3 separate regions of the Homo sapiens genome follow, and all the other regions are linked to region 3. Evidence: chromatin loops called from intact Hi-C (ENCODE). Cell type or tissue: PC-9. All regions are shown on one strand.

The links. Hi-C counts contacts between places; a loop is a spot of excess contacts. Peaks named below come from ENCODE experiments on the same cell type or tissue, not always from the same donor. Only the 100,000 strongest peaks of a DNase experiment are listed, where the experiment ranks them.
Region 1: a loop joins it to region 3, with 2.8 times the contacts of the local background. A loop is called at or near these places in 3 of 110 quality-filtered maps.
Region 2: a loop joins it to region 3, with 6 times the contacts of the local background. A loop is called at or near these places in 3 of 110 quality-filtered maps.

What each region holds. Positions count from the first base shown.
Region 1 is chr5:149,206,678-149,214,677 of GRCh38, forward strand. It overlaps ABLIM3 (actin binding LIM protein family member 3), which reads left to right. Exons shown (of 24, transcript NM_014945.5): 6 at 331-457; 7 at 4,049-4,142. Among named protein-coding and RNA genes, the nearest start is that of AFAP1L1, 61 kb to the right of the region's middle. In PC-9, no CTCF peak of the experiment used is centred here; a DNase peak (open chromatin) is centred at 3,754.
Region 2 is chr5:149,189,123-149,197,122 of GRCh38, forward strand. The region is part of intron 3 of ABLIM3 (actin binding LIM protein family member 3); the gene reads left to right. Among named protein-coding and RNA genes, the nearest start is that of ABLIM3, 52 kb to the left of the region's middle. In PC-9, no CTCF peak of the experiment used is centred here; no DNase peak of the experiment used is centred here; H3K27ac peaks cover 583 bases.
Region 3 is chr5:149,124,679-149,132,678 of GRCh38, forward strand. No RefSeq gene overlaps it. Among named protein-coding and RNA genes, the nearest start is that of ABLIM3, 13 kb to the right of the region's middle. In PC-9, CTCF peaks have their summits at 812 (motif pointing right), 3,568 (motif pointing left), 3,772 and 5,905 (motif pointing right); DNase peaks (open chromatin) are centred at 1,143, 2,463, 4,703, 6,353 and 2 weaker places; H3K4me3 peaks cover 4,321 bases; H3K27ac peaks cover 7,684 bases.

The DNA of each region.
Region 1 (8,000 bases), 82 kb after region 3:
ATGGCAAGGTCACGGACAGCAGCAGAGCTTAGTTAGCAATTTGAGGAGGGCTGGAAGCAGTGCAGGGTCCACTTTCAGTGAACAATGTGGTCTTGATGACAAGCAGGGAGGTCTTTCTTTCTCTCCTACACCAAGACCCCTTGTCAAGAGGCCAGGACTCCAGTGGCTTTTTCTCTCCCCTGGGAGAGCCTCTGGGAAGCTTCCAGTGTCAGGTGGGAGCAACTATGGGAACACTGGCATTCAGGGAGGGGTTTCCTTGACGTGGGCCTGAGATAGCGGGGGTTAAAGGGCCCAGGGTGCTTTGCTCAGCAGTGTCCTCTTGTCTTGCAGACTGTGCCGGGTGCAAGGAGGAGATCAAGCACGGCCAGTCACTCCTGGCTCTGGACAAGCAGTGGCACGTCAGCTGCTTCAAGTGCCAGACCTGCAGCGTCATCCTCACCGGGGAGTATATCAGCAAGTGGGTCCCCCTGCTCCTGCCCCAGCTGCCTGGGCCTCTGCATTCTGTGAGGCCTGCCCCATTGAGCCCATGCCTACATCTCCAGCATCATCTCCCTTCCTTTCCGTCTGCTGCTGCATTCTGGCCAAACAGCATCTTTCCCAGCAGCCTCTTTCCCCCGTTGGACCCTCCCGGGGGGGTTTCCCTCTGCCTGAGACACCCTCCCTGTTCCTTGCACGCCTGCTGCCCCTTCTCTCCCTTCTGGTCTCGGTCCCCATGCCTTCCCCTCCGGCCGTCTCTCATTTACTGCCCCGTTTTGGGCCCTCAGAGTACCTTGTTGTTTCCTTCACACAGGCTACCACCATTGGTAATTACATATTTATCCCTGGTAACTTTGTAATAATGCTAATAATACTATCTACCATTTATTGAGCTTTAATTATGTAGAAGGAACTCACTACTTTGTATGAAGTATCACTTTAAATCCTCATAACTGCCCCTTTGAGGAATTTATCCCCACTGAATACTCAGACTTGAGAGAGTAAATAACTTGCTCCAGTAATAGTGTTTAATCTCTGTACCCACCAGGAGAGGGGCTTTGTTTTAATCACTGCTATATCCCCTGCCCTGAGAGCAACACCTGACCCACAGTCAATAATATAGTTGCTGAATGAATTTAATGGATATGAGAGGAGGTGATGGGTGCATAGTTATCCAGAGGGGCCAACCTCCAGTGACCCACACACTGCAGTATTAGACAAGTGTCCTCTTGTTGCTGGGCCCCAGTGACCACATTTATATACTCAAGTACCTAAAAGTAATTATCAGCACAGATCCTTTGTCACAGCTTTGACATCATATGACCCCAGACCCTTCTAGGTGCCACTCTCTGGCCTGATGCCAGGCAGTGGCAAGCACACAGAGCTGCAGCACACATGCTTCTGCTGTCAAGACCCTGCAGTCTAATACGGGAAACAGATATGCTGCGTTCATGAAGAATTATGACACCAGGAAATGTGTGATCAGGAGCCCAGACAAGCTTTATTCTTTAAGACCTTTTTGATCCTAAGTGACAGAAAACCCACCTCCAACTCAATTAAAAGCAAAAATAGGAGTTTATTAACTCACAGAAATGGGAAGGCCAGAGGCACACTGGCTTCAGACATGGAGGAATCCAGGGGCTTAAGGATGTCATTAGTACTTCAGAAGTCTCTGTCTTTCTCTATCTATCTTTTTGTCTCTCTCTCTCTCTCTCTCTCTCTCTCTCTCTCTCAATTTCTCTTTCTCTCTCTCTGTCTCTCTTTCTCTCTCTCTGTCTCTCTCTGTCTCTGTCCCTGTCTTTCTCTGCTGTCTTCATGGTGGATTAGTTCTCAATCTGGCCCTCCCCAAGTGCTAGCAAAGAAGATTGCCAACACTCCAGGCTTCCATACCAAGCCTAGCAGAAAAAGAGGCCTCTTTCCCAGGAACTCCAGCAAAAGTCCCAGGTCTGCCTCTGATTTGGCCACTGTTAGGCCACATGCCCATTCCTGACCAATCACTGGCCCAGAGGATCTGAACCCTAGAGCCAGAGAGCAGCCTCTTGTGACCCACAGGGACCTCAACTGGGAAGGGGTGGCTTCCAAAGGGAAATCCAGGCGAGGTACTATTATCAGCAGAAGGGGAAATGGATGCTGGCCAAACAACACCTGCCTGTGTCCAAGATAACAAATAAAGGGCTGTGAATATTCAGAGAAAAAAAGGATGACTGCTAACTAGCATGAAGTAGAATCTTGAATCTCTGAGAGTTCCATGGAAGGTGGGGGTAAGATTCAAAAATGCAAAGAAGAAGAGCTTCTAGGCAGAATGGCCAGCCTGGGCAAGGCCAGGGCAGTAGGGGAGTGTTGGACATCTCCATCCTGTATAGGAGCTCAAACATGTGCCCAGGTGAAGCCAGATCCTGGGCTGCATAGGTGAGCTGAGGTCACATCACCGAGAGCTCTCGATGCCATGCTAGCAGGAGTTTGGCATTCCCCTCTATGCCCACCAAGCAAGGAGTGCCCTTAGTACATTGCCAGCCAGGAGTGCTTGAGTCTGGAAGCCTAAATCAGAGTTCTCTAGGGACTTAAGGGATTGTTCAGAGCTCCTCTCAAGGAGGCCCAGCCCAGATTGCCCACCACACCTGGTACCTCTGCAGCATAGCTCTGGGCCCCTTACCTGGCTGCTGGCAGAGTGGCAGGGGCTCAGAGGCACTGGCTCAGGCATCAGATGCCCAGGATAGAAGCGCAGCCTATGTGACCTTGGCAAGGGACTCCACTGCTCAGAGTCTCAGTTTCCTCATTTATAAAAATGGAGAGAAGATGATCTACCTGTAGGGTTGTGTAAGGGCTCAGAGATCTGTGCTTAGCACCCAATAACTGCCCAGTAAATACTCATTTTACCATCCTCTTTTAGAATTGTGTACCGCTAATTCCCCAAGAGAAGGATGGATCCAAAAGAGATTGTGTTGGCATTTATACTCAAATCTTGTTGGCTCATCACATCCACCTTCTGACAAATGACTTTTTCTCCCTGCAGAGCTACCCTCCCGCACCCACAGAGTGAGAACCTGATTGAGCGGGGGAGGAGGGAGGAGTTGAAAGGGTTGGGGGAGGTGTGTCTCAGGGGCTCACAAACAAGTCCTTGCCTTGTGGGCACAGTCACACCTCCAGACCTTGGTCGGACATCTTCAGACCTTGGTCCTCACTGCTGCTTCTCCAGGAAAATGCTGCCCAGGGTGGGCCCCCAGCAACCTCATCAGGGCAACAGCTTCGAGATGGAAAAGTGATGTGCCTCTCCTTTAGGTCTCTCAGTGTCTGAGCCAAGTTCTCTTACACCCAAAAGTGAAAGAAATGTTTCTCCTCAGAGTTCAGACTTGGTCATTAGAGCGAGGCAGAGCCCGAAGCAAAGCTAAGCTCTCCGATGCCCCCAACTATCTCTACCTCAGTCCTAGAGAACTGAGAACCAAATGTCCTCCTCAAAGACTCCTCTCAGCAATCATGGCCATTCCTCCAGCTGCCATTTGCTGAGTACTCAGTATGGCTAGGCACTGTCCTGAGCCCTAGGGTACACTGGACCCATCTCCTTTAATCCTCATGACAACCTGGGTGAGAAACCAGACAACCTGGGTTTGAATTCCAGCTCTAGGTCATCCTGGGTGGCCTGGGACAAGTTACTAAAGTGTGCTATGCTTAGGTTTTCTCACCTACACAATGGGGATACTAATAATTCTGACTCATAGGGTTGCCATCAAACACCATCAAAGAGCCCGGCGCACACCAGCAACAAATGTTAGTGGCTATTAGTCATAGGGGGTGGTATAAGAATAAGGGATAACAATCTTATCACTGTCCGCCAAGTGATAAACATTGGGTAAAAAATGGAGCACACAGGAGGTGGTCCCAGGAGGCTTCCTGTCATCTACTGATCTGGGAGCACAGTCAGATGATTCTTTCATACAGATGAAATTGTTTATTAAAGGAGAAGTATCGAACTTTGGCTCAGTCAACATAGGCTGCAGGTCCAGAATCTAAATGCCATGTGCACCCTCACTGATCCTCCCTAACTTCCTCATCCTATGTGAACTTCTTCTTGCAGGGATGGTGTTCCATACTGTGAGTCCGACTACCATGCCCAGTTTGGCATTAAATGTGAGACTTGTGACCGATACATCAGTGGCAGAGTCTTGGAGGTGAGTGGGTATAAGTAACCGTGAAGATGTGGCAGGGTGATCTGTGCCTCCAAAAAGTCATCACAGAAGAAGGAGAAAGTCATCCCATACCTTTTTTTCCATAGCCTTTACCTCCTCCACCTTTGCTTGCTACATGACCTTGAGCAGATAACCTTGCTGAGATCTCTGGGAAACCCCAAAATGAGAAGGTAGACAAAATTCTTCCTGGTTCAAAAAATGCTGTGCTGGGAAAATCAGTTGTATCTTTGATTCGGACCCAGACAGATTTCTAAAGAGTGACATTAGGATTTTCCTCCCAGCCCTGCCGGAGAAAGGAAGTCTTTTTTATTTATTTATTTATTTATTTATTTAATTATTTATTTTGTTTGTTTGTTTGTTTTAGTATTTGGTAATGTGCTGATTTAAGAGCCAGCTTGTCTAGCAGCTTGCTCCCTAAGCCCTTCTTTGGTGGGTCCATCACCATGGCAACGCCTCTCCCCAGCCTTTGATGTATGACTCCTTCTGCAGTGACAGACAACCTGCAAAACCCTTGCTGAGGCCTTGCTGAGCCCCTGTGCACTGGTCTTTCCGGCCTTTCTTCCTATACCCTGTGGGCCTGGAAGCTATCTTCCTATACTTTGGGACCACCCACCTTGATGAATTAGAAACAGGGAAGGGCTCAGTGGAAAGGAAAAATAATAGCCTAACAGGAATAATTGAGTTCTAGTATTGACTCTACTCCTGCTCAGATTTTGAGTAAGTATCTTTGCTTTTCTAGGCCTCAGTTTTTCCATATGACAATAGCTAGAGGATCAGATTGGATCAGGTATTGTCAGCAGAATCATTAATTCTGCCAAATCTGGCCAGTTGGTTGTGGTTACCATGAGTGCTTTGTTGAGAACAAGTCTGCAGCCACATGTAGACTCAGCAGGAGGGGATGTAGCAACCAGGAAGGAACTCTCTGAGGACATGCATTGAAGCAGAGCCCTGAGGATGAAAGAACTATCCCTGAAGGGCCCTGAGGTGGGAAAAGATAGAGGAAGAATGAGCTTGACCCATTCAAAGAACAGAGAACCCACACAGAATTGTGGCTGCAGAATTTTTCTCAACACAAGCACTCATGGTAACCACAACCAAGTGGCCAGATTTGGCTGAATTAATGATTCTGCTCACAATAGCTGACCCAGTCTGCCAATGTGGCTGAATTCTATAAATTGAGGGTAGGGGAGGATGAAATATAAGAGTATATCATATATGGCATACCATGTAGGACTTTGTAGACCATGTTTAGAAGTTTGGGTTTTATACTCAGTGCAATGGAAAGCCATTGGAGAGTTTTAAGCCAAGGACTAACATGATAAGATCATGTTTTTAAAAAGATTTCTGTGGTTACTGTGTGGAGAATTTTCAGAGAGAGTCAGAGACAATGAGATATAAACAAATGAGCAGAGCTGGGAAACATTTAAGCATCTCGAGAGCTGTAAGGAGTGCGATGCAGAGGACAAGGCATGAGTCCAGGAAGGGTTGTTGGGGGTGGGTTTCTGAGGGCCTGGGATACCAGGGTGGAGTTTGCATGTGACTCACTGGGCAAGGGAGCATTGTGGAGAGACTGGGAAGGAACGTCCTGGTTAGAGCTGGGCTTCTGGGAGGATGACGTGATAATGTACACAGGCTACATTTGAAGGAAGGAAGCTGGAAGGGATGAGTGAGGAGGCCCCTGCGTGACCCAGGCAGGAAGGACTCAAGAGGTACAGTAGCAATGGAGAGGGAAGCCACCCTTGTGCCCAGCCCTATGGAAGTAGAATTCCAATCACTCTGCAACTGAGGGGCAGCTTGTGGACATGGGGATTGAAGGAGAAGCAGCTAAAAGTTGCACCAAAGAATTATCTATTTCTGAGGGATAGGAAGCCTGGTGTCATTGGCAGAACTGGGGATGACAGGGGAAAAAGCTGATCTGGCAGAAACATGGCGAGTACCATTTAGGATGAGTTGTGATTGAAATCCCAGGAGTGTTTCCAGAAGGCAGTCAGAAATACGGATCAGAGGCTGGGAGTGGTGGCTCACACCTGTAATCCCAGCACTTTGGGATGCCAACACAGGGTGATCACTTGAGTCCAGGAGTTCAAGATCAGCCTAGGCAACACAGTGAGACTTCATCTCTATAAAAAATAAACAAAACTAGCCAGGCATGGTGGTGCACGCTTGTAGTCCTAGCCATTCCGGAGGATCACTTGAGCCTGAGAGGTGGAGGTTGCAATAAGTTGAGATTGCACCACTACACTCCCGCCTGGACAACAGAGCAAGATCCTGTCCGAGGCAAGAAAAATGAGAAAAGAAAAGAAATATGGATCAGAGCTCAGGAACAAAGCTCAGGCCTGGAGGAGCCAATCTTAAAAACGTGAGGCTTTGAATAATAGCACCACCAGAGTCCTCAGGATTTCCAAGACAGAGGAAAGAGAGCAAGGAAGGAGGCTGACACCAACCTTGGCGAGCAGCTGCTCACAGTGAAAGCGACTCAGAAAGAGACTGAGGAGGTAGCAGAGGAAGATATGGGAAGAGAATCGGGCATTCAGTGAAAGGACAGAGCTTCAGAAAACATGGTGAGGTCAGAGTGTTGGTCAAACTCTGTAGAGCAGTGAAGGACTGCGTGGGCTGCGGAAAAGCTGTTGGATGTGGGAAAGGTCACCTTCAGAAGAGTCGTTTGTTGGCTTTGCAGAACTGTGGGGAAGAGGCATCCAGAGTGTAGTAGGTTGAAGGGTCAATGCGGTGGGAGATATTACAAAAGGAAACTTTTCTTTCCAGAAAGAAAGAACTTAGATTACAGACAGGGCCACAGATGGAAATTTGTTCAGCATTTCCAAGCTGCTTTGAAATCCTGTTGGTGGCAGCTGCCGTTTCCCCGAGAGTTACCGTTGTTTAGCATTGCGGTAGACTGTTCCTCCCAGGCAGCTGTTGTGACTGAGTTTCGATTGATCCCATTTCTACAAGGCTCCATTAGCATCTTCGACTTATTGATTTTTTTTTTTTCTTAGAGCTGGAAGAGACTTTTAGCAATCAACTAGTTCAACCTCTTCATTTTACAGATGAGAAAAGTGAGACCAAGACATGCAGTGTTTTTCCAAGGTCACAAGCAGCATTTCTGGTAGAGACAGAGCTAAAATCTAGGACTCCAGGCTGCTGTATCTACCGATACCCACAGCTCTCAGCCACTTGGGGGTCTTTGAGGTAGCATGATGTCAGGAAATAGACATGGCTGCAGTAAAACAGACTTGGATTCAGATTTTACCACTTCTAGCCCTGAAGCCTTAAGCAAGATATGTCCTCTTAGTCTGTATCTATCAACAGACAATACTACTGTCATTTAATTCCTAATGAACACGTTAGTCAAGACTTTTTGGGCTGCAACAGAGAGGAAGTTTCTCAGCTCCTATAACAAAAAGCCCAGGAGCTGGATCCAGTGCTTAAGCGAAATCATTTAGAATCCCCAGCCATCTTGGCTTACTTTCTTCCAAGTTAAGTTTATTCTCAGGAGGGCGTTCTTGGTGATGGGAAAGTTGGACACCAGTTGCCCCAGGCTTAGATTCTATCAGCCGGCACGCCCGGTGGAAAAAAGAACTTCTCTTTTCTAATAGCTCAGCAAGCATTCTGGGACTGACTCTCATTGGACAATCTCAGGCCCATCCCTGGGCCACTAATTGTGCCCACAAAGTTGGAATATGCTCATTGGTGGGGTCAGCACTACTTAACCCTGTGGACTGATATGGAGAAGAGGTAGCCCCACCAAGGAAAGGCTTGGGACTGTTTCTGGAAGAAGGAGGAAAGAATGATGGCCATGCAGGAACAACAGTCGCCCAAGCACATCGTCTGGCACACTGCAGG
Region 2 (8,000 bases), 64 kb after region 3:
AAAAAAAGGTGTTTGGAAAACTGAATATTCATATGCAAAAAATGAATTCACACTCTTTCTTTACACATACATAAAAATTAACTAAAAATTGATTGAAGACCTAAATGTAGAAGGTAAAATTGAGAAACTCTTAGGAAAAAATATAAGAATAAATCATTGTGATCTTGAGTTGTGCTAAACCTTCTTACATATGACACCAAAAGCTCAAGCAACAAAGAAAAAATATATCAATTAGATATTATCAAAATTTAAAACTTTTGTGCTTCAAAATACACCATCAAGAATGTGAAAAGACAACCCATAGAATAGGAGAAAATATTTGCAAATTATAAATCTGAAAAAATATTTGTGTCTCAGCTATGTAAAGAATTCTTACAATTGCATAATAAGAAGACAAATAACCTAATTTCAAAATGGGCAAAGGATATGAATAGACATTTATACAGAGAAGTTATACAAATGTCCAATAAGCACATGAAAAAATGCTCGACATCATTAGCCATCAAAGAAATGCAAATCAAACCACAATGAGATGCCACTTCACATCTACTAGAATGGCTATAATCAAAAAGATAGATAACTAGTGTTGATGAGCATGTGGAGACATTAGAACTCTCATACATTGCTGGTGGAAAGGAATGTAAAATGGTGCAGCTTCTTGGGAGAATAGTCTGGCAGTTCCTCAAAAGATGAAATTAGAGTTACCGTATGACCCAGCAATTCCAAATTCCACTCCTCAGTATATACTCAAGAGAAATAAAAATATATGTTCACACAGAAATATATACATGAATGTTCATAGCAGCATTATTCGTAATAGCCAAAAAGTAGAAAAACTCAAATCTTCATCAACAAATGAATGGATAAATAAAATGTGATCTATCTCCACAGAGGGATACTATTTAGCAATAAAAAGGAATGAAATACTAATAAATGCTCCAATGGGAATAAACCTTGAAAACACGTAAAAGAAAACAGTCACAAAAGGCTACACATTGCAGGATTTCATATGTATGAAATGCTCAAAACAGGCATATTATATAAAGACAGAAAGCAGATTCATGGTTATCTAGGGCTGGGGGTGGTTGGAGGAAGATAAGGAGTGATTTGTAATGGGTTTGTGGCTTGTTTTGGAGGTGATGAAAACGTTCTGGAATTAGATAGTGGTAATGATTGCACAACTTTGTGAATATGCTAAAAAATGGTTGAATTGTACATTTTAAATTGTTGAGTTATATGACTTGTGAATTGTATCTCATTAAAACTGTTAAAATGAACTGGGTGCAGTGGCACACACCTGTAATCCCAGCACTTTGGGAGGCCGAGGCGGGTGGATCACCTGAGCCCAGGAGTTTGAGAGCAGCCTGGGCAACATAGCGAAGCCTCTTCTCTACAAAAAATACAAAAATTAGCCGGGCATGGTGGTGCATGCCTGTAGTCCCAGCTACTTGGGAGGCTGAGGTGAGAGGATCATTTGAGCCCAGGAGGCGGAGGTTGCAGTGAGTTGTTATCACGCCACTGCACTCCAGGCTGGTGGACAGAGTGAGTCCCTGTCTCAAAACAAAACAAAAACTGTTAAAATAAAAGACCCAAAGCAAAGTAAAAACATGTTTAAATTTTTTAAAACTGAATTTACCAACAACAAACTCTCATTAAATGAAATTATAAAATATGTTCTGTAAGCAGAAGAAAAATGATCCCAGATGGCAGAACTGAGATGAAAGATGGCATGGTTAGCAAAATCTTAATGAAAATCAGAAAACTCTTGAAACCGAAAGATAACAAAAATGCTATGTATCAAAAACTTGCATTACAAAATGTAGTTTAAAGTGGTACTCAGAGGAAAATGTGTAGCCTTAAATTATCATAATAGAAAAGAATTAAGTTCAAAAACCGTGAACTAAGTGTTCAACTCAAAAAGTTTGAAGAGCAGAATGAATCCAAGTAAAATAGAAGGAAGGAAATAATACAATAGACATTAATCAAAGAAAAAACGCACAGTGGACAGGATTAGCAAAAGTTGATTCTTTAAAAATACAAGTAAAATAGACAAAATTCTGGCAAAATTATTCAAGTAATGGGAGAAAATATACAAATCAACAATATTAAGAATTAAAATAGGGACATCGCTGTAGTTGCTATTAAAATTAAAGACATAAAAAGAAATATTATAAACAATTTGAGTAATAAATTTTAAAACTTAGATAACAAAATTTATCAATTCTTGAGTGCAAATTAAAACCTACTCAAGAAGAAATTTTGAAACCTGAGTAGTCCTATAATCATCCAAGATATTGAATTTGTGAATTTGTAGTTAAAACTCTTCTACGAAAGAAACAAAAATCAGCATTGGAATCAAGTTCTACAAAACATTCAAAAACAAATCATCTATGTCTTATAGAAAGTCTTTCAGAGAAGAGAAAAGGGTACACTTCCTAACTCATTTGAGCCAGCACAATACCAAACAAGGAAAAATAATCATATGTCCATATCATTCATGAACATGGATTTTAAAATCTTAGACAAAATATTAGCAAACCAAGTTTAGAAAAGTGTGAAAAATATAGCATAACTGACCAAGTTGAGTTTATTCTAGAAATTTGAAATTGGCTTAATATTAGAAAACTGGTTAATGTATTTTGCTATAAAGATAAGAAAGGATAAAAATATTTGATTATTTTAATAGAGTAGAAAAGGTGCTAGATAAAATTTAACACCCACTTATACCTAGTTATTTTTATTTTTATTTTTTTGAGACGGAGTCTTGCTCTGTCGCCCAGGCTGGAGTGCAGTGGCACGATCTCGGCTCACTGCAAGCTCCACCTCCCAGGTTCATGACATTCTCCTGCCTCAGCCTCCCATATACCTAGTTATTTTTAAAACTAGGAGGAATTGAAGAAAGCTGTCATAATTGATAGATTATGTATACAAAAATTATAAAGGAAACATTTAATAGTAAAATGCTGAAGGCATTCTCTAAGATCAGGAACAAGATAGAGGTGCTCACTGTCATGACTTCTGTTCAACATTTGGCCTGGAGGGTCCTAGACAATCCAGCAAGATATAGAAATAAAAGTTATATGGTTTGAAAAGGAAAAAAAAAACCTATTATTTTTAGATTATATAATTGTCTGCATAGAAAACCCAAAAGAATCTACAATTTAGTAAAATCAATAAGAAAATTAGTCTATAATAAGGAGAAAGGAAAAGAACCCATTGGTCACTTTTAGATAATGCTGGTGAAATCATTATTTTGAAACAAATAATATGGGCAAAGAATCAAAACTTTAACCTATTGTACAAACTGTACAGTACTTAACTGTAAGCAAAGGGTTAATGAAAGTTTCTATCTACAGAAACACTCCACCTACGGGGCGCCTGTAGTCCCAGCTACTCAGGAGGCTGAGGCAGGAGAATGGCATGAACCTGAGAGGCAGAGCTTGCAGTGAGCCAAGATCGGCCACTGCACTCCAGCCTGGGTGACAGAGCGAGACTCCGTCTCAAAAAAAAAAAAGAAAAAAAAAAAAAAGAAAGAAACACTCTGCCTAATAAATGAAGAATTAAATAATTAGAATATTTTAATTTTGCAAAGCTTTAACGAAATAGTGTATCTAGCAATGATCATCAATAGCCATTTCTACTCACCAACACCACCCCCCAAATCATAGAAGTGCAGAACATCAATGTAGTATTATTCCTAAAAAGAAAAAAATAATCAGACCTGAATTTCAAGTCTGTAGATATAACCACCATTTATAGAAAATGTAAAAGAGAGGAGAACAAGTTAATCAACACCATAGGGATACAATCAGCAAAATCCAAACTGCAGAAATGACTCAGTCTCTTTAATAAATACATTGCAAGGAGAAAATAAGAAGGAAAAATAACTAGCAATTAAGGGACTTAAGAGGTACATCAGACAAATGCAATGTATGAACCTTGATAGATTTTTATTCAAACAACTGGTCACTAAAACAAAAAAAGAAAAGAAAAAAAGGATGGGATAATTGGAAAACTTGAACACACTGACTTGATAATGCCTTAATAGACATTATTTTCAGTGCTTTTAGATTATTGTGGTTGGCTTTTTTAAAGAGTCCTAATATTTTAGAGATACATTCTGAAATAATAATACTAAAAAGAAAGTCAATAAGAATTTATTAAGGTTACTAAATACAGAATAAATATAGAAAAAAATTGCATTTGTATTCACCATTAACAATCAAGACGCCATTTACCTGAACAAGAAAAAAAGTTTAATTTAGAAATAAATTTTATAAAGTTGTATAAGATAAAAATTATAAAATTGTTAAATTTATAGAATATCATAAGAAAGACATTAAATACCTAAATAATTTTTTAATATGCTAAATTCTCTGATAGAAAGATAGAAATATCAAAAAGATGACAGTTCTACTCTGGTTGAACTATATAGTCAAAACAATTCTAATACATTCCATAAGGTTTTCCATAGAAATTAAGAAATCAGTTAAAATTATATTCTTGACAAAAGGCCAGGAATAATCAAAGCATTCCTAAAGAACAACAAAGCAAGAGGGCCTGTCCTACCAGATATCATCATTTGTTATTAAAACCTATTAAGACCATGTGATCTTGGATTAAGGACAGATAAAAAGACCAATGGAACTGAATATAGAACCAAACACAAACTTTCATACATATGGAAACTTGCTTTTTGCAGATCAGTGGGGAAAGATTAGACTGCTTAATAAATGATGCTGAGATGATTAATTATGCATGTGGGAGAAAATCAGATCCCTACTGTATATCATTCCCTAAAGTCAATTCCAGGTGGATTTGCTTTACTATGAAAGGCAGCTCAATAAAATTTTTAGAAGACAATATAGGAGATACCTTTTTAGGATTTCAGGGTAGAGAATAATTTCTGAAACATGACACAGAAAGGGCAATCCATAAAGGAAAAGATTCACAAATTCAACAACGTAAAAACTGAGAACTTTGGTTCATCCAAAAACAAGAAAAGGGGAGCAAAAGCAAGCCCCAAATTGCAGAAGATATTTGTAATAAATGACTGAAAAAGGATTGATTTCCAAAATATATTAAGAATTTCTACAAGTCTAAAATGTAAAAAATGAGCAAAAAACATTAGCAAGTATTTTAACATTTGAAAAAAATTCTCAATTTGATTAACCATTAGGGAAATGAAATTTAAAAATCACAAAATGATAAATGATATCATTTCACATCCACTATGTTGACCAAATATGTCAGATATTACTAAGTACTGTTGATGATATATATCAGTGGGAACAGCTGGTGGGAAGGTAAATAGGAAAAGCTCTTTGGAAAACAGTGAGGCATTACCTCACAAATGCAAGAATGTTTAGAACAGCATTTCCATAAAAGCAAAAAACTGCAAGTAGCTCAAATGCCCTTCAGCAGTGGAGTAGACCAACTGTGATGTATTCAGGCAGTGGAATACAGCACAGCAGTGAAAATGAGTGAACTGCAGTTACGTGCATCGACGTGGATGAATCTCAACACACAATACTCAGGGAATGAAGCAGGCACGGGACAATTGCAGTATGACTCCATCAACATAAAGTTCAAAAAGTGGCCAAACTAAACAAAATATTGTTTATGGATACATCACAGGTGGTAAGACTATAAAGTAAAGCAAGGGAATGATAAACACATAATTAGGGACGGTATGGGACAGAGGTGCTCTTAAGGAGAGGAGAACAGGCTTCTAAGGAATTGGTGATGTTCTGTTTCATAAACTCGGTAGTGGGTACATGGGAGTTATTTTATTATTCTTCTTTAAACCATACATACATATTCTATACATTTTCTCTATGTATAATATATTTCACAATGAAATGTTCTGAATAATGAATTAGATCACCCTCAGGGGCCCTTCTAACTCTTGGATTTTGAAATTTCATAAAATCCAGTCTCATTCAAAAAGTTGAAAATCACTAAAACTGTATGACAGAGTCTTGCACTTTCTGTTCTAGATGTGTCCTCAGTTAACCACCCAGCCCCTTCATCTTACAAATGAGCTCCAGAGAGCTGGGATAACTTTTTCAAAATCTCCCAGCACTTGAGTGCTAGAACAAGACCACAGACAAAGGTCCAATAACCTACAAAACATCACATTGTTCACTGACGCATTCTGGGGCTGTGTGCAAGTCCTCCTTCTGGGCCTTATATTTACATTGAGCATTTATTCCGGATTTGCTCAAAGCAGTTTTAACGTTCAATATTGCGTTTCACTCAGCCTCAGATCCATCTGTCATGCTGGTCCAGCTTGCCTTCCATCCCTGTGCTCCCCACTGTATTTCCAGGAACCCCTGAGAGGCTTATCAACCTTTACATCCTTTCTACCAAAAGCTTCCTCCTTCAGCTCCTTGGGGGCAATGGAGGACTGATTGTTCCAAGTTTTCCTATGGTGGCCTGGATTTCTCCACTGGGAGAGGTGGCTCTGGGGGTGGAGTTGGCAAAGGAGACAAAGGAGAGAAAAAAAAAAGGGAAAAAACCGGAGCTGTTTCCAATGAGGTTGTAGGCCATGACCTAATTGATTCCGCAGCCATGAAGTCAATTGTTCCACCACCTGCACGGCCCAGAACAGCCTGTGCTCTGGTTTGCCTGCTCGTGAGACCAGACATTGTTTGATGTGATGAATTTTCATAATGCCTGATGGAAGATGAACCCTTCCCAGACTTCTGCCACCACCACCATCTCCACCACACTCCTGCCTCTTCGTAGGGGTGGGGTCGGGGGCCACAAGCAATGCTCCACACTGAGTTTAAAATGTTTAGGCGTATAGTAAGCGCTAAAGGAAGCTTTTCTTCTCATAGACTTACAGCATGTCAGTTCTAAAAGAAAAGCTCAGCCTCTTCATTCTGCGTACAAGTGAACAGAGGCCCCAGAGAAGTGAGGGTAAAGTTCACTGTTGTCCAGAGACTCAGTGGCAGTGATGAGACCAGAGGTTGGGTGGTCTGACTATCAGACCACTGTGTCTCCCACTGTCCTGAGCTGTTCCCTCCCCTCATGCAGTGACTTCTGAAGCTGCCTTCTCCTCACTCAGCCTCACCCCTTAAGCCTCCAGTCCCCAAAGGTGAACAAACATTTATGAAATATTTCTGGCATTCACCTGGCAGTCTCTCCTATTTTTAACCTGGCTGCTTTTGCAAAACAACTTCCCCTGTTAAAGGTGAGATAGTATTTGCTGGGGTGTTTTCACTCAGTTCCAGGTTGACTCTTCAGACTTACAGTCTTGCTAACTATCTTATTGGTTTTCCCATCATTGATCACCCTTGAGAAAGCTGACTTGTACTAACCAACTCCTCAGAAAACTGATGTAGAAAGCCCGAATACCTGTTCATCAATGTGGATGAGAGGTGTGACCTTGAGTTGGATTGTTTCATGGTGGCCTGGCCAGCACCTGGCCTCTCAGAGGCAATCTAGGTGGAAAGTCAGTCCATCAGACAGCAGCCTCAGAACCAGGGGAGCTGGTGACAGGATTTGAATGGGCACCGCAGTTGCCTTCCTCTGATTGCTAATCAGGCCCCTTCCTCGCTGGTGCATCCTTGCTTTAGCTGATTGGTACATTCAGTGGGTTTCTACAGTTCTGGTGGCCCTGTGAGCCATTTATTGCCTTGGAAGAAATTTTGCATCTTTCTGCTCTGCCCATCATGTGTTGATTTCACAACTTAACTCCTTACAAGTAAATCTCATATTTCTAAGTCCTTCAGTGGGGGTGGATCTCACATAATTCAATTGTTGAAACACCTATAAATCTACTTGTTTTTCTGTTTTGTCCTACATTTATTTCTCCCTATTATCCAAAAGAATATTCCAAAAGACTAGGAAATGCCTTGTAAAATCCTGTTGCATCTCTGTTCAAAAGCCATCGATGCAATTGATCATTTTTGCAGCTGAGTGATGGAGAATTATTACAATCTTCTCCCATTTTTGTATATGTTTGAGATATTTTTCTAAATTTTTCTAAACTA
Region 3 (8,000 bases):
ACATGTTGGCATGGATGCGATGAAAAGGGAACACTTCTACACTGCTGGTGGGAATGTAAGCTAGTAAAACCACTATGGATAACAGACTGGAGATTCCTTAAAGAGCTACATTTTTATTAGTTCAAAGAGATATGTGATCACTGAGAAGGGACAACTGGGCAAAGGCTTAAGAACATGAGAGAAAAAGACCACCACGGACCTCAGGAGAAAAGCATGCTAGGGAAATAGGAGAGCAGTGCAAAGACACAGAGGCGGGAGTATGCCCAGCATGTTGGAGGAAGGCCAGGGTAGAGAGTGCTGATTGAACAGAGTGAGCTGGGGTGAGTGGATTGATCCAAGTTATACAGGAAACAGAGGGTACCTTTTAAAAAAGAGTAATCATCATGCCTGTAATCCCAGCACTTTGGAAGGCCGAGGCGGGCGGATCACTTAAGGTCAGGAGTTCAAGACCAGCCTGGCCAACATGGTGAAACCCCGTCTCTACTACAAATACAAAAATTAGCCGGGCAGGATGGTGCACACCTGTAATACCAGCTACTTGGGAGGCTGAGGCAGGAGAATCACTTGAACCTAGGGGGCAGAGGTTGCAGTGACCGGAGATCGTGCCACTGCACTCGAACCTGGGCAAGAGAGTGAGACTCCATCTCAAAAAAAAAAAAAAAAGGAGTAATCAAAGAGCAAGAGAGAGAGAGACTATTTGCAAAGCTCTGGGCAAAGTTAAGGTAAATCAGCAAGGTCAGGCACCTGCGAGTTGGCAATAGCTAAATGCCTTCAGCACAAGTAGGCCAGAAGGGGCCAGGAGAGAGCAAGATTACTGGAACCTGGAGAGAGCTGGCTGACAGAGAGGGCTGCGGACAGGGATGCATCTCTACCGGTAAAGGAACACAGCCACGGCTTGCCAGGGAAGGGACTAGAGAAGCAAATATCCCGACCTTTCTCAGCAACCATCTCCCCATCCCATACCAGTGCCTGCCGTCGGGTGATCTAACTGCAAGCAAAAGGCAGCAGGGAATGTTTGAAGATTTCTGTGGCCAGTCTCCTAGGAATGTGAGCACTGTGAGGAAAGCTGGAACATGGATCTGGAGGGACAAACGGAGAACGTCCGGGACAGGAAGAGTAGTGGGAAACGAGTCAGAGAGAGAGGTATGTGGTTTGTAAAACCTGTTTGGCTGCGTTCAGAGCCCAGCTTTTACTCTAAGTGAAATGTGCTCCACAGCAGGATCTTGAGCAGAGATTGATAGGACTCGACTTATATTTTACAAAGAACACTCTGGCCACTCCAGGGAAAGCGACTGTGGGTGAGGGAAGAGCAGGAGTGGAGTCTATTGGCCCTGACTTGGCCCACAATGGTAGCAGTGGTCATGAGAAGTATTCTGATTCTGGCTACATCCAGGTAGATCAGCAGGATTTCTGGATGGATTAGATAGAAGGTTGTGAGAGATACAGAAACATCAAGGCAAATTCCAAATGTTTTGGCCTGAATACCTGGAAAGATGGAGTTGTCTTTAACTGAGATGGGAAAGCCTGCAGATGGAGATGACTTAGTGCAGTGGGTTGGTGGGGTGTGGACATATTAAGTTTGGGTCTATTCAGTACTTGATACTGAAGATACCAAATAGACAGTTAGATGCACTAACTTGGAATTCATAAGAATGATAGGGATTTAAAATATAAATGTGGGTATCATTAACAGAGAAATATATTGGAAATATGAGAAGGAATATGTCACTTCCAAATGGGAAAAACAAAGAAAGCTTCATGGAGGAGGTGACATGTAATTTGCATTTTAAAGGGTGGAGTTTTTGACAGCAGAAACAACTGAGGAGAATATTCCAAATGGAAGAGAAACCACTAGTAAAAGTGCTAGAATAGGAAATTGGAGGAATGTTTCAGGGAGGTCAGTAGAGTTGGGAGGAGCTGTAAGCTTGGTGTCAGAAGTCAGACATGGAAATAGAACCAGAACATGGGCCTGTCTTCCAGTTCATTCAAGCATTTGTCATTTATTCCGCATGCATTTACTGACCACTTACTTGGTCTAGGGGCTATGCCCCTTTCTGAACATTAATAATAAAAGCATTTATTGGACACAAATTATGCACTCCATGAGTAAAAACTTATTTAATCCTTACAATGCCCCATAAGAGCTATACTAACATGATCCCCAGTTTAAAGATAAGGAAACTAAGAGTCTGAGTGGTTTGCTCTGGCTCTGTCAGTGGCAGGATTGGAACCCAGGCAGTGTGACCCCAGGGCCTTTGTCCTCATCACTCTGCTCTGCTGCTTTGTCAGAAACACCAAACCAGGCATCTGTGGGAGAGTAGCCTGGCGGCCGTCAGAAATGCAGATTAGTAAGCCATGGGGGAGATGTTCTCCAGACTTTCTTCTGTGTAGGATGTGAAACGTGCTCTCTCCAAGAGTCAGCCAAGGAACCAGCAGCAGCAGCTCCAGAAGAGGAGGTGGGACTGCTGACCCGGGCAGAGGTCACCAAGCTGCTGGGTCTGACTCACCCGGAAAAGCCAACTGCTCTTTCCAAAGCACCAGCTCCCCTTTTCTTGGCTTCCACAGCAAACCTAAGGTCAAGGGCAGGCAACCGAAGCCTTACCCTGGAAGGGTAGCATTGAAAGTGTCCTTGAACAGTAATGTGTCTACTCTTCTACTCCTCGTCTGCTCCAAACCCATTTTAGAGATGAGGAAACTAAAGACCATGGAGGCTTTGTTACTTGTTTTACATTTTCTTGGAATGTCTGTGACAAATTCTACAATAGAACTCCCCAAATCTCAGGACTTTCATGATCAGTGTGCTTCCACAAAACAGGTTAATGTTTGAAAACTAGGTTTCCTAGCAAGCAGGCTGGGATAGGATCGTGGGGGTGTGTGTGTATGTATGTGTGTGTGTATGTGTGTGCGTGTGTCTCTATGTGTGCCAAGTTCATGATACAAGCCCAGGACTGACACTCCCTACCACTCCCAGGGAAAGGAATTTCTCCTCAGTTCAGCTTATCTTTCAGGAAAATTTAGATTTTAGGCATCTGACCCAGTAAATGAGATAGGAAAGAGGAGCCCTGCCATCCAGTGAGTCCTGCTCAGGTGTCTTTCCTGGAGAAATATTCACACCTGTGTAGCAAGAGGCCTGTGCAAGGAAGCCAACAGCAGCATCACAAGAAATAGTGAGGAGTGGAAGGAACGCAAATGCTCATCAACACAGGAGTGATTATCCAGCAGTTAAAAAGACCTACCTCTATGAAGTAGGTATTCATAGAGTCAAAGAAACAGCCTGAAGACATATTACACAAAGAAGAAAAAGGGGAAGGAGAAGACAGAGAAGCAAAAGAAACTGGCAATGCAATGCATACATTATGACGCTTTTTATGAAAATAAAACATCCCAGTTACATGTATGTGTCTGTGTGTGTATAGAAAAGGAATCACCTCAGCCTGGTGATTTCAATGCATTTATTCCCCCAGCAAATGTGCGCTGAGTGCCTCTCCATGGAAGCCTGAGGGGAACCCAGCAGGGCGCAGAGCAAGCAACATCCCTGCCCTCTACTGGCTGGATGAGGGAGGACGATGAGATGCGGTAAGGGGAAAAGAGACGTTCTTTTTTTTAAAGTACCCTGTGTTATCCAAAGTTTTCACAACAATAATTTATTCCTGAATGTGTCGTTACAAACGTGTAAATATGTGAATAAACAAAAGAATAAGGTGGAAGCAGAGAAGGGGAAGGAGAAATGCATGGCTAAGTGCAAAGTATCGGAGGTGCTCATGGAAGGGAGGCTGGGGCCTCTCATTCTAGGCTGCTGTATCACCAGTTCCCCACCCCAAGTAAAATGTCCACAGTGTCTTGGAAAGTAGAGGAAGGAAATCAAGTGATATTATATCTTCTGCAACAAGTATATTCCAATAACTGAAGATTCCACATCTCCCATTGCCTCCTAGTGACCCCCATAGAGCGCTGCCGGCAGGTTACAGCCCCTACAGGGTGCTATCTGAATCATCCTCCATGAATGTCATTACCTGCAGAAATGGTCTCTGCACTATCTTCTCCCTGATCACACGTCTCTTCCCAACCCATGTTCTCTGTAGAGAGTCAACCGTTTACAGAGCCCCCTCCTGATTCTTACTTCTTGAAGGTGCACTCTGCTGCCCACACAGACTACCCAAGGGCAGATCACAGACAGAGGCACATACCTTCCAACCTGACCCCCACCCTGTCCTTGGACTTGTCTTCTGGTTTGCACAGGAAAATTGATAAAATAAACTATTGGCCGATAGGATAGCAAAAATATTGCCCTTAATTCAGTGTGCTCTTTCCTCTTAATAATAAACTAGATTATTAGATTTGGAGTCAGAGCTCTCCATTCAAATTCTGGTTCTGTAAGTTTCAAGATATATTACCTTAGGCATATTTACTCCTATGTAGAAAAATATCACTATTAAATGTGGAATTAAAAGGCCTACCTCACAGAATAGCTGTGAGGATTAAAAGAGGCATTTACAAGTGTTTGGGTTTTGTTATTAATATTGGTGTGTGAGCATGACTGTATCCCATTCTGCTGGTTTCAGGTGCCATCCGTGCATCTGGACATTGCAAGGTGAGGAATAGAAAAAGGTGCCCAGGAAAGCAGAATGTGCCTACCACCCACAACAGAGATAAAATCTCAGTTCCAGCCAAGAAGTGTACACAGAAATACCTCCAAGCAAAACCAGATCTGCCTGTCCTCAGAGATAATCAGAAGGATTCCTTTCAGTTGCCTCAGACCAAGAGCAGCCTGGCTACATTTTTTGCCTCTTGCTTCTCAACTGGCTGGCATTTTCATAGACTTACATTTTAAAAGGCTGTTTACTTAGGAACAAAAAATGAAGTTACATACTCAATTAATTTTAACTTTATGATATTTGGCTTCATTGTCTAATAATCTATTTTTTCTTTTTTTTCTTTTTTTTTTTTTGAGATGGAGTCTCATTCTGTCACCCAGGCTGGCGCGCAGTGACGTGATCTCGGCTCACTCCAACCTCCACCTACCAGGTTCAAGGAAGCAACTCTCCTGTCTCAGCCTCCCAAGTAGCTGGGACTACCGGTGCACGCCACCACACCCGGCTAATTTTTGTATTTTTAGTAGAGAGGGGGTTTCATCATATTAGTCAGGCTGGTCTAGAATTCCTGACCTCAGGTGATCCACCAGCCTCAACCTCCCAAAGTGCTGGGATTACAGGCATGAGCCACCACGCCCAGCCTAATAATCTATTTTAATAATTAAAAAATAGTGTCTCTCTCGTTCTTTTTCCTGTGTGTTTTTATTGATAAATTTCAATGCTTTGAGCAAATAAAACATTTCCCCATTCGATTGCTTCCCGATTTCTTATATGATGTAGCTTTGAGTCCCTGTACTATTTTGGTCTTGCTCCTCTGAAGACCTTGGCTAAGTCCCACTTAGCCAAGTGGTATCCCCAGATCTGCATCCAGAAGTCCAGGTATGTGGTGTTTAATACACAACTGGAAGGTACTGGTCCCTTACTTGTTTCACTCCCTATCCTATTTTAGGCCACATCCACATCAGCCAGCAAGTCAGGAAATGATCATAGGACCACACTTTGAAAACACACATGGGCCAGTGAAACCGAGTGCATTTGCAAATCACTGGGACACATTAACACAACACAGATTCTCAGACCTTGCTCAACCAGTGAATCAGAATCCCTGAAGGTAGGATCACTGGAAATTTTATTCATATGTCCTAGGTGATTCTGATTAGCTGAAATATTGGCAAACACTACCTCAAAGCTCCCTTTCACAAGGATGAGGGATAAGGCATAGAATTTAGGGGTCCTCAATGCCGGAGTTTCCTTTCTTAATCCTCTGAAGCTTCTTTAAACTTTCACTGCCAAGCCAGCAGAGGGTAGCATCTGCAGGGCATTTGGACTACAGAGAACATAATCTGCAGTAACCTTTTTGATTCCTCACGTCTATGATGATAACAAATAACCTGTAATCGTACAGAAAGTCCCTGTCCGAAGTCATGGATTCATTGCATCCTTACACCATGTCTGCAAAGTAGGTGTTGGTCCACCTTCGTGTACGGGAGGAATGTGTTGTCTGAGAGCAGTCAAGTGACATCTCTAAAGCCTTATTTATAATAATTGGCAGTGATAGGGTTTCTCACACATTCCAGGAGGGGAATGAACAGAGGAAGAATTACACATAGTAGCTTCATATTTTAAAACTTACGAGATAACACACACACACACACACACACACACACACACACACACACCACAGCACAACCTTTACTCCCATACCTCACTTCCACCTTCGGCAACCCTGCCTAATAAGAAAGTCCAGGATGCTTCCAACCTACACAGAACCACATTCTTATAGAGGTTATGCAAACAAGTGAAGCAAACTTGTCATCCACACACTTACATGCACAGTCAGCAAAAGTGAGGGAACCGTTTAAATACCACAGGCTAGTTCTCAATTCTTGAAGTGCATGTTAACACCGTAGGCTACTACATTTCAAACCTCAAAGTACAAACAAGCTGCCTGAGAATCTTATTAAAATGCAGATTCTGATTCTGCAGGACTGGGGCAGGGCCTGAGTTTCTGCATTTTTTAGCGAGCTCCCATGTGACATAATGGCAGCTGGTCCATGGGCCATACTTTGAGTTCTAAGTCCAGAGCCTATGTCACCATCTAGCCTCTGCTATTTCTCTCCCTGGATGCAGGCATGAGATGAGAACAGTGGAATACTGACCTTTCCATTTCTTGCCTTTTATTAAGTGAGTATCTCTCCCCATGGGGGGTAATTCTAGAGTTTAAAGACACATATTGTTCATCTATGGCCCCTAAACCATACCTGTTGTTTAATCTCATACCTGAAGAGTGATCGCTCCATAGCTCCAGATTTCTAAGTCATTCCAAGAATTGTCTTAATTAAATGAGATTTTGAGTTCCCACTCATCATATATCACACATCACATATGATGTGTGTCTCACATATGCAACACTATCATTGCCTTAGAGCATGAAGAGGGTATTTTTTTTGTTTGTTTGTTTGTTTGAGACAGAATCTTGCACTGTTGCCCAGGCTGGAGTGCAGTGGAATGATCTCGGCTCACTGCAAGCTCCGCCTCCTGGGTTCACGCCATTCTCCTGCCTCACGCCATTCTCCTGCCTCAGCCTCCTGAGTAGCTGGGACTACAAGCGCCCGCCACCACGCCCGGCTAACTTTTTGTACTTTACTTAGTAGAGACAGGGTTTCACCGTGTTAGCTAGGATGGTCTCAATCTCCTGACCTCGTGATCTGCCCGCCTCGGCCTCCCAAAGTGCTGGGATTACAGGCGTGAGCCACTGCACCCAGCCGAGGAGGGGATTTTGTGTTTTGTTTTGTTTTAATTTTCTTCACTGTCTTCCAGCAGTTTTCAACCAGGAAAGATTTTTGCCTGCCTGGGGACATTTGGCAATATCTGGAGACATTCTGGTTGTCACAACTGACTACTAGCTTCTAGTGGGTAGAGGCCAGAGATGCTGCTAAACATCCCGCAATGCACAGGACAAAACCCATAACAATGATGTATCCTGCTCACAAGGTCAATGATGCCATTGCTGAGCAATCCTACTGTCTTGTAGTCACCCATAATCATCAATATCTTTGGCAACTTACTGAATGCTTTTTAAAGATACTTCAACAAATCTAGGTAAGAAAAATATTATAGACAGCCATTCAAAACAGAAGCCACTGAGGTCTTGCTTTCCATTGGGCAGGAAAGTTTAGTGGTCAAGGGGCCCAGTGACTGGGTTTGAGTGCCAGTTCTCCGACTGACAAGCTGGATGGAATTGGACATGTTTCTCTAGGTCTCTCAGATTTTATTTCCTCAAGCATCAAATGACTACAAGCCCAACAAGAGCAGGGACCATCTCTGGGGCAGCAAAGTATATACATTCTCCTGGCACCTAATAAGCACTTGTGTATATATCAATGAAACAAATGGTGCCTGACTTAC